2 separate regions of the Homo sapiens genome follow, and region 1 is linked to region 2. Evidence: chromatin loops called from intact Hi-C (ENCODE). Cell type or tissue: CD14-positive monocyte. All regions are shown on one strand. Links, peaks and the distances in the headings refer to the core of each region. The heading gives the core; the rest is flanking DNA.

What was found. Hi-C counts contacts between places; a loop is a spot of excess contacts. Peaks named below come from ENCODE experiments on the same cell type or tissue, not always from the same donor. Only the 100,000 strongest peaks of a DNase experiment are listed, where the experiment ranks them.
Region 1: a loop joins it to region 2, with 3 times the contacts of the local background. A loop is called at or near these places in 72 of 110 quality-filtered maps.

Annotation. Positions count from the first base shown.
Region 1 is chr12:8,552,532-8,557,916 of GRCh38, forward strand. The region is part of intron 2 of LOC124902872 (a long non-coding RNA gene); the gene reads right to left. Among named protein-coding and RNA genes, the nearest start is that of CLEC4E, 14 kb to the left of the region's middle. In CD14-positive monocyte, for the core only: no CTCF peak of the experiment used is centred there; a DNase peak (open chromatin) is centred at 2,460.
Region 2 is chr12:8,605,886-8,611,270 of GRCh38, forward strand. It overlaps AICDA (activation induced cytidine deaminase), which reads right to left. Exons shown (of 5, transcript NM_020661.4): 2 at 980-1,127. Among named protein-coding and RNA genes, the nearest start is that of AICDA, 4.3 kb to the right of the region's middle. In CD14-positive monocyte, for the core only: CTCF peaks have their summits at 3,268 and 3,478; DNase peaks (open chromatin) are centred at 3,286 and 3,526; H3K4me3 peaks cover 916 bases; H3K27ac peaks cover 972 bases.

The DNA of each region.
Region 1 (5,385 bases), core at 107-5,106, 54 kb before region 2:
ATTTACTAGGAGTATCATACCAAGGATAATTCCTTCGTTTATTTTATTATTATGTACAATATGTAAAATATTATTATTTTATTATTATGTACGATATTAACATAAGGGAAAACTGCATAAAGGGCAGAAGGGAAGTCTGTGCTATTTTTGCAACTCTTTTATAACTCTAAAGTTATCTTTTCTAAAAAGCTTATTGTGGAGACTTTTAAAACAAAATATTCTGTTTTAAATCTGCAGTTTGATTTTTAATTTTGCTGCTCTTCATAGGCTCAGTTTGTCATATCAGTGAGCCTGAAAGGCTATTTTGTTTGCAGGAACTTGTCAGCGTTACTTTTTACTTCTTTTTAACTTTTCTAATTTATTCAGCCTCTTGGGCCAGGCAATTATTTGAACTGCCAGAGGTGTTGATCTTGTTGACAATCCAAAAACAGAATACAACTCCATGGCTCAGAACTTTTCTAAAATATCAGGTTTAATAGGGCATTAACCAGCCCCTGGAGGTTTGCATGCTTCCAAACATATTTTTCACCTATTGCCTCGGTACTAATTGGAGGCAGGTGCACAGCCAGAGGCCATTAACTTCTCAAGGCCTGTAATTTCTGTTTGCGAGTGAAAGGAGAGAAAAGTAATAACAATATTAATGAATGAACGTGAACTTTTTATCATAGCAATAAAAACAATATTGCCTTTAGGAGATGCCAACTTTGGCATCTGGTCTCAATGGGGTGTTAGGAGACCTGTTGCTCAGCACAATCAGAAAGTTGCTAAAGTTTGTTAGAGTAGCACCTGCTCCCTGTCACTGTTCTCGTGGTCCACATCTGATGCTTCAACCAAGACCCTCTATCATACCGTGTCCATTTGTTTGCCAGGCACCCTCTAGCACCGCCTCTGGTGGATCACCACAGTTAGCTCACCTTAAGAGAGAACTGTTTCTTGTTACTATGTAACATCTGTCCTTCCTACTAACCTACCTCCATGACCTCATATGAGGCATGATTTTGTTAGAAATTAACGAAGACTTCCTTTTATATTTTCAGCTATTATATTTTAGAGAAGTCTTTCAGACCAAGAGAAGTGGATTAGTGGTAGGATTAAATTCACTCTGACAGGTGGATTGAGGCAACTGCACCCAGAAATTTTTTATTCTGTGGATGTCTATCCCAGGAATGCAAGAATTTGAATGTCCTATATTTATAAGTTTGTCATTGATTACCTGAAGATGAGCCTAATGACTTACCTGCTGAGCGGACCTTCCGAAATGTTTTGTTCAGTAAACATGAAGTTAAGTAGATTTTGCATAATTTATAATTACTCAGAAATCCAAAGATTTGGTTGTAGTTGTTAATATTGCCCAGATATTCCTAATTTATGTTTTTCAGTACTTAAAAAATAGAGGACCAGATGTTTTAAGATAAATTATCTAATAAGTAACCAAGAGACACGCAGTTCTGCGGAGAGTTTCTGGACTTTTTAGACCCTTAGAAAACTGAGTGCAATATACTCCAAAGGTTACAATTATAGAGAAATAAGAAAACTTTTGTTCATCAGGTTTGAACTCATCATTTTAATAATAATATAAATATAAAATAAAATATAAAATAAATATAAAATAAAAAATAACTGATTTGGCCAGGTGTGATGGCTCACACCTGTAATCCCAGCACTTTGAGAGGCCGAGGTGGGTGGGTCACCTGAGGTCAGGAGTTCAAGACCAGCCTGGCCAACATGGTGAAACTTCATCTCTACTAAAAATATAAAAATTAGCCAGGCATCGTGGCGGGCACCTGTAATCCTGGCTACTTGGGAGACTGAGGCCAGAGAATTGCTTGAAACTGGGAGGCGGAGGTTGCAGTGAGCCGAGATCGCATCACTGCACTGCAGCCTGGGCAACAAAAGCAAAACCCCATCTCAAAAAAAAAAAAGAATAACTAATTTAACCTAATCACACATTTAATTTGTGGTCCAGATATAGCTAGAATCCATAACTCTAGATGGTCAAGTGTGCTTTCCACCGTAGTGTGCTATTTTTTTTTAACCAATAAAATAGTTCTATGAGATGAACTAATCAGAGCCTGAAGCTCAAGACAATGGTCTGAGGTCCTGGAGTCTGAGTCATAGATCAGGAATTTGCTGAGCAAGCAACCTAAATAGTGAGATAAAGAAAATTCAGAAATTAAATTGAGTAAACAGACCAACACTGATGACTGAGAGAGAAAGCTGCCCTGCTTCTTCCCTCAGTGGATATTTTTGGGGACCATTTGCTATAGCAATGTGGCGGCCCCCATAGAGGCAGAGTAAGTATAGCAGGTGCCTCGCCTGAGCAGGCAGGTGCCTGAGCAGGAGGAGTAAGGCCTTCAGCACATCTCCACAGATGGGGACAAGTCCCTGCAAAAACACTTTCTTTGAGCCTAATGACCTCCCTGCATCCTTAGGCATCATGTGGCATCATTTCCTGCCACTGAGTCATAGCCACTTGTGTCCACGGAGTCTGCAGGGCGGTGCAGGAATGTGGCTGGCCACATAAAGGAGGAGTACATTAATGTTGCTGGATTTGGAGATCTATTTATTAAATGCTCACTTGTTCCAGAGTATTTTGTCACTTGATGAGGAAAGACTATTATGACAAATAATGAAGATTATTTATTAGAACTTACTCTGTGCTAAGCACTCTTCAAAATACTCTACAGGTAGTGGCATACACGGTTGGCCTATGCAAGAACCTTTTTCATTTCCATTTCTTCTTTGTTAGCACAGCCTCCCTTCTAAGAAAGAGGCTAAAAAGGCCACGTACATCCATTCACAGCCTCCTTTGTATGAATGACCATGTGACATAGCACATCATAAGAATTAGCACTCACACTTAACATGTGTCTGGCACTGTTCTAAGCGCTCTGTCACATATATACATACATATGTAATCAATCTTCATATCAGCTCTTGATGTGGATACTATTATTCCCATTTTATAAGTGAAAAATTAACATATAGTGAGGCTTAAGTAACTTGCCCTGGTCACATAGTCAGTCAGCGGTGGAGCCAGGATTCTATTTCAGACAATGCAGCTCTAGAATCCCAGCTTGGAGCTAGCACAATGTTGACTCTCAGGAAGGAGACAAAAGGGGAAGATTTGTTGGTAGGAATTCTGGAAAAGGGTTTTCTCTCTGCCCAAAACAGAAAGATGTAAGAGAAGGCTGCTGTCCTCCTTACTTCCTAGTTTTTAAGACTGAAGTGTTGCAGGTGTGACACTTGAGGCCACAGCATCCTGCAACCATGCACGTGGCAGCACTCGGGACACAGGATGAGGTTACAGTGGAAAGATGTGAAGCACTTGGATTCATTTGACATCAACGAACCACCCATCAAACTCTCAGGCCATCTTAAACTAACGTAATGTGAGATAAATGTTAACAGGTTTTTAACATTTATTTTTAAAGCCAATTTGGTTAGATATTCTGTTTTCTACAGCTAAAATTAGTTAAGAGATCATCTTCTGTTATTTAATCCTCAACCCAACCTTACAAAAAATGTATTTTTGTTATCCTTGTTTTACAAATAAGGGAGTTGAGGTCAAGAGTTTAATTTATGCAGCTGTTGATTGGCAAAGCCAGGATTCGAATAAAAACAGTCTTTAACCAGCATGCTGTGCTACTTTCTGTCAATGTCTTCATTCAAAGACCACCAGGAACACACCTGTAGTTAAACAAGTTGTGTTTTTTTGCAGTGAGGGAAAATGCATGCCATGGAGGACCTTGTGGTGCTTCATAAGAGGGTGTTAGAAATAATTTATTATAGGATTTGGGCTGATGTTAGGTAGTTTGGAGAGGGTTTAAACAAGCAGGGTTTTGTTCTGGATTGGATGCCGTGATGGTTAATATTATGTGTCAACTTGACTGAATTACATGCCCAGACAGCTGGTAAACATTATTTTTGGTGTGTCTGTGCGGGTGTTTCTGGAGGAGATGACCTTTTCAATCAGTAGACTGAGTGGAGAAGATTACCCTCACCAACGTGAGTGGGCATCACCCAATCTGCTGAGGGCCCAGGTAGAACAAAAAGGTGGAAAAAGGAGGAATTTACTCTCTCTTTCTCCTTGAGCTGGGGCTCCATCTTCTCCTGGCCTTGGACATGGAGCTTTGGTTTCTTGGGCCTTTGGACTTGGAGGCTTAGACCAGACTTTCCTACCTCCCAGCCCTGGGGCTCTCAGACCTTTAGCCTCGGACTGAGAGTACAGCATCAGCTCCCCTTGTTCTTAGGCCTTCAAACTCAGGCTGAATCACACCCCTGGCTTTCCTCATTCTTCAGCTTGCTGATGGCAGCTGATGGGACTTTTCAGCCTCCATAATTATGTGAGTCAATTCCCCTAAAAAGTTTCCTTTTCTATATCTCTTTATATTCTATTGACTCTGCTTCTCTGGAGGGCCTTGACTAATGCAGTTGCTGTCAGGAAATGAGACTAATTCTACCATTGAGTATCTTGATAAATCTTTTCTAGAAGGAAGAATAACTACAAGAAGTCTGAAGCTTTATTTGGTAAAGAAACAACACTAACCCATAGTAGTCAGAATAGGAAGATGTGTGGTCATTTTGGTGGTTTGAAAAATGTTTATGCTTTTCTGCTTTTATTGTGTGTCCATGATTGCGAAGTAGTCTTGTTTTCATCTTGCTCCTTGTCTGAAGTTGGTGTTCTGTGACAGTTTTCTGCTGCACAGGACAAGGCCATGGAGAGGTCCTCTGAGTGTCACGTTAGCTCCCAGATGTCAAGGGATGCTTTTCTCGTTCTTGTTTATCCATTTTCAGAAACTGAAGTTTTTTTCTTAAGGTGAGTTTTTTAAATACCATTTTAAGATGTTTTAAAATTTTGCTTTGCATTGGTACTTTTAATACGTGTAGCAAACATCTTCCTAACAATGATATTCATTTTCATACTTTCTTAATCGGAATATGCTGAAAATAATTTGAGATTTCTTAATCACGTAGGGTCATTGTTGTAAAAAGATGTTTTCTGAACACAGTTTAGAAATACAGTGCAATGGATACTGACATGTATATGATTGTTTTTTCCTTGACTATTTAATTCCAGACTTAGTTGTATATTTTGATTTCTCACTATTTTCGGCTTTCTTTTCACTAATGTCACTTTTTGGTTTTTATATTTTTTTCCCTTCAACCTCTTTAGACCTGCTGTATCTAATCCACTGTGAACATGAAAACTGTAAGGCCAATTACATCTAAATTTAACATTATGCTTGATTAGAGACCATAGACAAAGTTCATGGAGTTTGTAAGATTAAAAACAGTTATGAAGTTGGAGCATGCTACTGTAGGTAATGGATCCACTTTAAGAAATCTCTGTTTGAGGCTCAGTGGCTCATGCCGGTAATCCTA
Region 2 (5,385 bases), core at 309-5,308:
GTTTATGAGGACCATTTGGGAGGATCTGAAAAGGGGAAATAGATTTTGGTAAAGCAGACAGATGGGTATTGTAAGAGAAGTAATAGGCACTGCCATGAGAAGTAAATGAAAGTGCTTGATAAAATCAAAGCCTTCTGAAATAGAATGTGTCATGTCACCGAATAGGAAGGAGATTGGGATGTATTCAATACAAATGTAGGCAAAGAAAATTGCATGGTAATATAACCATCAAACAACGAGCCAGACGATGACCTTCCACCCCACGGATGCTTCCCTGAGATTCCACCAAGCCCAGACGTCACAGCGTGTTAGGAGAGAGGAGATACCCGTGGGCAGAAGTTTATGTAAACCCATCTGGATTTTGGTGAAGAAGTCTCTTGGAAATGTAATTCTCTCGGGTAGCCGAAAGATCAATTTAATTAATCATCAGCCGAGGCTTCTCTGAGTTTTCTGGGGATCACCATGTTGAATGTATTCACTGGCCTACGACCCATGTGAGTAGGAGGGAAAAGAAATCATTTGGAAGACAGAATTGAGCCACCGTTAATTTTTTCCCAAATTCTTCTTCCTTAATTTTCAAAAATGCTTAAGACACAATTTGTTTTTCACATTTAAAATTTTTGCTTGGACAAGCTGATAATATTCTCCCATATAAAAATGCTTTTAGCTTAATTAATCTCAAAGGCAATTCAGATGCTGAGGAAAGCTGGTAAACAGTTTGGGAGCAGTTGTTCTTGGCACTGAAGGAAGGAGTGGTATTAGGGTGCCCAGCATTACTGGGGAGGAATTAAATCACATATTTTGGGCCATGTCTAATATGGGTGCATGGACATGGAAAAAGAAATAAAAAAAAGGATTTGAGGAATGTGATAGAGACACAAATGCCAAAAAAGGATGGAAGTAATACCATCAGCAGGTGGCTCTAAAAGCACTCACAGTTGACCATTAAACTGCTTGCAAAGCCGACTTTAATTGATACCTTATTGCGAAGATAACCAAAGTCCAGTGAAAAGGATGTAGCACTGTCACGCCTCTTCACTACGTAGCACAGGTAGGTCTCACGCCGACCCTTAGCCCAGCGGACATTTTTGAATTGGTAAAGAAACTTCCTCCGGTTCATCAAGAGGCTGTGGGTGAGAGGAGGGAGAGAAAATGCAAGAGTACAGTTTATAATCTGGTCACTCTGGATTTTCCTTCAGCTTTTTAAGGAAGTCATTACTTGGGCTAAACCAAAGAAGATGCTCTGACTTCCTCTGCTGGCTGCCTGAGCCCTCCTGAGCCCTGCTGAGCCTGGAATCCATCATAAACTCCTTTTCCTGCTTATATTTAAGGCCAATTGAGAGATACTCATCAAGGACCCCAAACCCTTACCCACAAGACAGTCACCTCCTGCCACTGTCTTCTAGATGCTGATGACTTGGGATTACAATTAAATTTGTTCTTCAACAAGAAAACGAAACAAAAAATAAAATAAACTTGTTCCTCAGTCCCATAATTGTATATTCAGATTTCCCCTCCAGTCTTTACCTAAGTGTCCAACTTGTACCTCAAACTCAAAATGATCAAAACAATATTCCTCAACTGCCCCCTGTCCTAAACTGCCACTCCTCCCGACTTTGCCACCTCAGGTAAGCAGCCTAGCAGCCTGGAACCATCCTTGACTCATTTCTTATTCCTCAGTCCTCATATTTAATTAATCATCTAAATGTGTTGATTCAAACCCCCCAATATTTCTTGAATTTGTACCTTCCCTGTTTGCTCTTCTCTGCTTCGGTCCAAGCCCTCATCTTCTTCCTCCTTATCTGTTGTGCTGGCCTTTTAACCGGTCTGTCTGCCTCCAGTCCCTCCAAAATAACATTCCCCACACTGTCACCACCATGATCTCACAAAAACCAGGTGCACCATGCCATTCCCATGCTGAAGACCCCCTGATGGTTCTCTTCTGCCTGCAGAATAAACTCCAAACTCTTTAATGTGGTGTTTAGGCCACTTTTTACAGTTGGATCTTGATCTAAATTTCTTTTTTTAAATTTTTTTTTTTTTGTTACGGTCTCACTTTGTCGCCCAGGCTGAAGTATACTGGCATGATCTTGGCTTACTGTAGCCTCAACCTCCCAGGCTCAGGCAGATCTGCCAGGCTCCGCGGATCCTCCTGCCTCAGCCTCCTGAGTAGCTGGGATTACAGGCGCCCACCATCATGCCCAGGTAATGTTTGTATTTTTAATAGAGACGGGGTTTCACCATCTTGGCCAGGCTGGCCTTGGACTCCTGACCTCGGGTGTTCTGCCCGCCTTGGCTTCCCAAAGTGCTGGGATTACAGGCGTGAGCCACTGCACCGGCCTATTTTTTAATGTATAAGAGCAATACCTGGCTGGGCGCAGTGGCTCACACCTGTTTTTTAATGTATAAGAGCAATACTTGGCCGGGCGCAGTGGCCTACATCTGTAATCCCAGCACTTTGGGAGGCTGAGGCAGGTGGATCCTCTGAGGTCAGGAGTTTGAGACCAGCCTGGCCAACATGGTGAAACCCCATCTCTACTAAAAATACAAACATTAGCCGAGTGTGGTGGTGGGCGCCTGTAATCCCATCTACCCGGGAGGCTGAGGCGACAGCTTTGCTTGAACCCAGGAGGTGGAGGTTGCAGTGAGCTATGGTCATGCCATTCCACTCCAGCATGGGCAACAAGACCAAAACTCCATCTCAAAAAAAAAAAAAAAAAAAAAAAAAGAAAGAGTAATACTTGATCATTGTCAAACTTGAATACTATGGAAAAATAGAAGAGCTCTAAATTTTAAAATATTAAAGATTTTTTAAATCTCAAATATCATAGTGTCTAATAATAATAATTAGACTTAGTGTCTAATGACAATGACTGTTAAGATTCTTGTGTTTATTCCTCTAGTCTTTCTACAGGCACATATTTACATGATTTGGATTATACTGATTGCATGTGTGATTTTGTACTCTGCTGCTTTTTTAACTAGTCAAAATGATCTAAATATCTTGCTATGTTGTTCCCACATAATGACTGATTTCTCCTCCTCTTTGTTTTCTGGCTCCTAGCACAGTGTCTTGCATATCATAAGCACTAATTTGAATAGCATTTGTGGAAATACTCTGGTAACCCAAGTTTCCTTAAAGAAATCAAGAGTCCCCATTGCAGCTGCAGACAGCAACACAAGCTGTACAGCATGGTTGATATGAAAGCACAAGTGATGCCTGGATTTTGTCCCTAGTCTTTTCCAGAAATGCATTTATCCAATTTGTGGAGCTAGTGCTGTCACCTAATGGTACGGGGCAGAAGTGCAGAGAATTTGCGAAGTAAAGGGCTCAGGAATTTGAATAACGTTTGCTGGCAAGAGAATTGAAAGTTTTCTTACACATTATTTTTTCTTACATTGAGGTATAATTTACATACAGTAAACTCCACCCATTTAAGATGCATAATTCTACGAATATTTTTGGATGTAAACACCCCAAACTGCTACCACAGTCAGGATACAGAACCTGAATCACCACCCTCACCCCACCAGAGCTTCTTCCCTCTTTGCAGTCCTTCCCCTCCCCACAGGACAACCACTGATTTGCTTTCTTTTTTTCCCATTTTTGTGGAGAATGGAGTTTCACTGTGTTGCCCAGGCTGGTCTTGAACTCCTGAGTTCTAGCAATCTTCCCACGTGGCCTCTCAAAGTGCTGGGATTACAGGTGTGAGCCTCTATGCCTGCCCTGATTTGCTTTCTGTAACTATAAGTTACTTTCATTTTCTAGAATTTCGTATGGCATACATTATCTCCTCCTTCATGTCTGACTCTTTCATTTAGCGTCATGACTTTGGGATTCATCCCCAAGTAGCTTCTTTGTACTGCAGGGTGGTATTCCATTGCATGGATATAGCACATTTTGTTTATTTGTTCACTTGTTGATGGATATTTGGATAGTCTCTACTTTGGGGTTTTGTGAATAAAGGTACTATGAACATTCACGTACCAGTCTTTGTGTGGATATACATTGAGAATTGATATTTTAATAATGTAGTGCAGGTGACAGACCCTGACTTTAAAAGTTAAATACCAAAATATCAGCCTAACTAAGTAGCTCATCTAGGACAACAGCTCTTTGTAGTTGTTTCCATTTATTTTTAATTTTTCTTCTTATTTTTTTGAGGCAAGGTCTGGTCCTGTCACCCAGGCTGGAGTGCAGTGGCGCAAGCACTGCTCAGTGCAGCCTTGACCTCCTGGGCTCCAACGATTCTCCTGCCTCAGCCCCCTAGTAGCTGGGACCACAGGCACATGCCACCATGCCCGGCTAATTTTTGTTATAGAAACAGCGTTTTGCCATGTTGCTCAGGCTGGTCTTGAACTCCAGGGCTCAAGCGATCCACCCACCTCAGCCTCCCAGAGTGCTGGGATTACAGGCGTGAGCCACCACACCTGGCTGTCTGTTTCACTTTAAATGTCTCCCCTCACGTACATGAAGCTTACTGGAAAGCACTTTAAACTTTAGGCAGCAAACTAGATTTATTGCCAGTATACACATTACATAAGGTAAAAATTAGCCATATTATTTTAAAATTTAAAATGCATATTTTAATCTAAATGGATCCTAGGCCAGATGCAGTGGCTCATGACTGTATCCCAACACTTTGGGAGGCCAAGGCAGGAGGATTGCTTGAGCCCAGGAGTTCAAGACTGCAGAAAGCTATGATTGCACCACTGCACTCCAGCCTGGGTAACAGGGTGAGATTGTCTTTTAAAAAATCAAAAACATAAAAAACATAAAATGAATACTAAAAAAGATCCAATAATAATTAGCTTTATTTTAAAAGGATAATAATTTTTATGGTAATTACCATAGTACCAACCACCATTACTATTACTATATTAGCATATAATAACCCTTTGTATATATAAGCTCAACACATAATAGGTGCTTAATAAGTACAGAAGAAAAGAAATTCTCTCTTTGAGGCCCAGTGTTAAACAGATTAAGCATCATCTCTTACCAATAAATCCCTCTTATATTAACTTACCCTCCTGGGCTGTGTAGATGAGAAAGGCAGAGGAATCTACATCTTTTTACATGCACCTTGGTTGGCGGGGTGTGTGTTTGTGTGTGTGTGTGTGTGTGTGTGTGTGTGTGTGTGTGTGTGTGTGGAGAGAGAGAGAGCCTTATCATAAGGAAGAAAAAGTGTCCTGGAAGTATAGATAAGAAGGATGTGGCATAGATAAAGGACTTTGGGTGGATTTTTGGGTCCTACTCTACATGAAAATACAATAAGCCTACACTGTTTCTGTCACATGTTACCAGTCAGAGTGAAATGAATTGCGTGATCCTGACCTGCTAGTTAACTTTGTTGATCCATTACTTCCCTTCTCTGGTTAGGG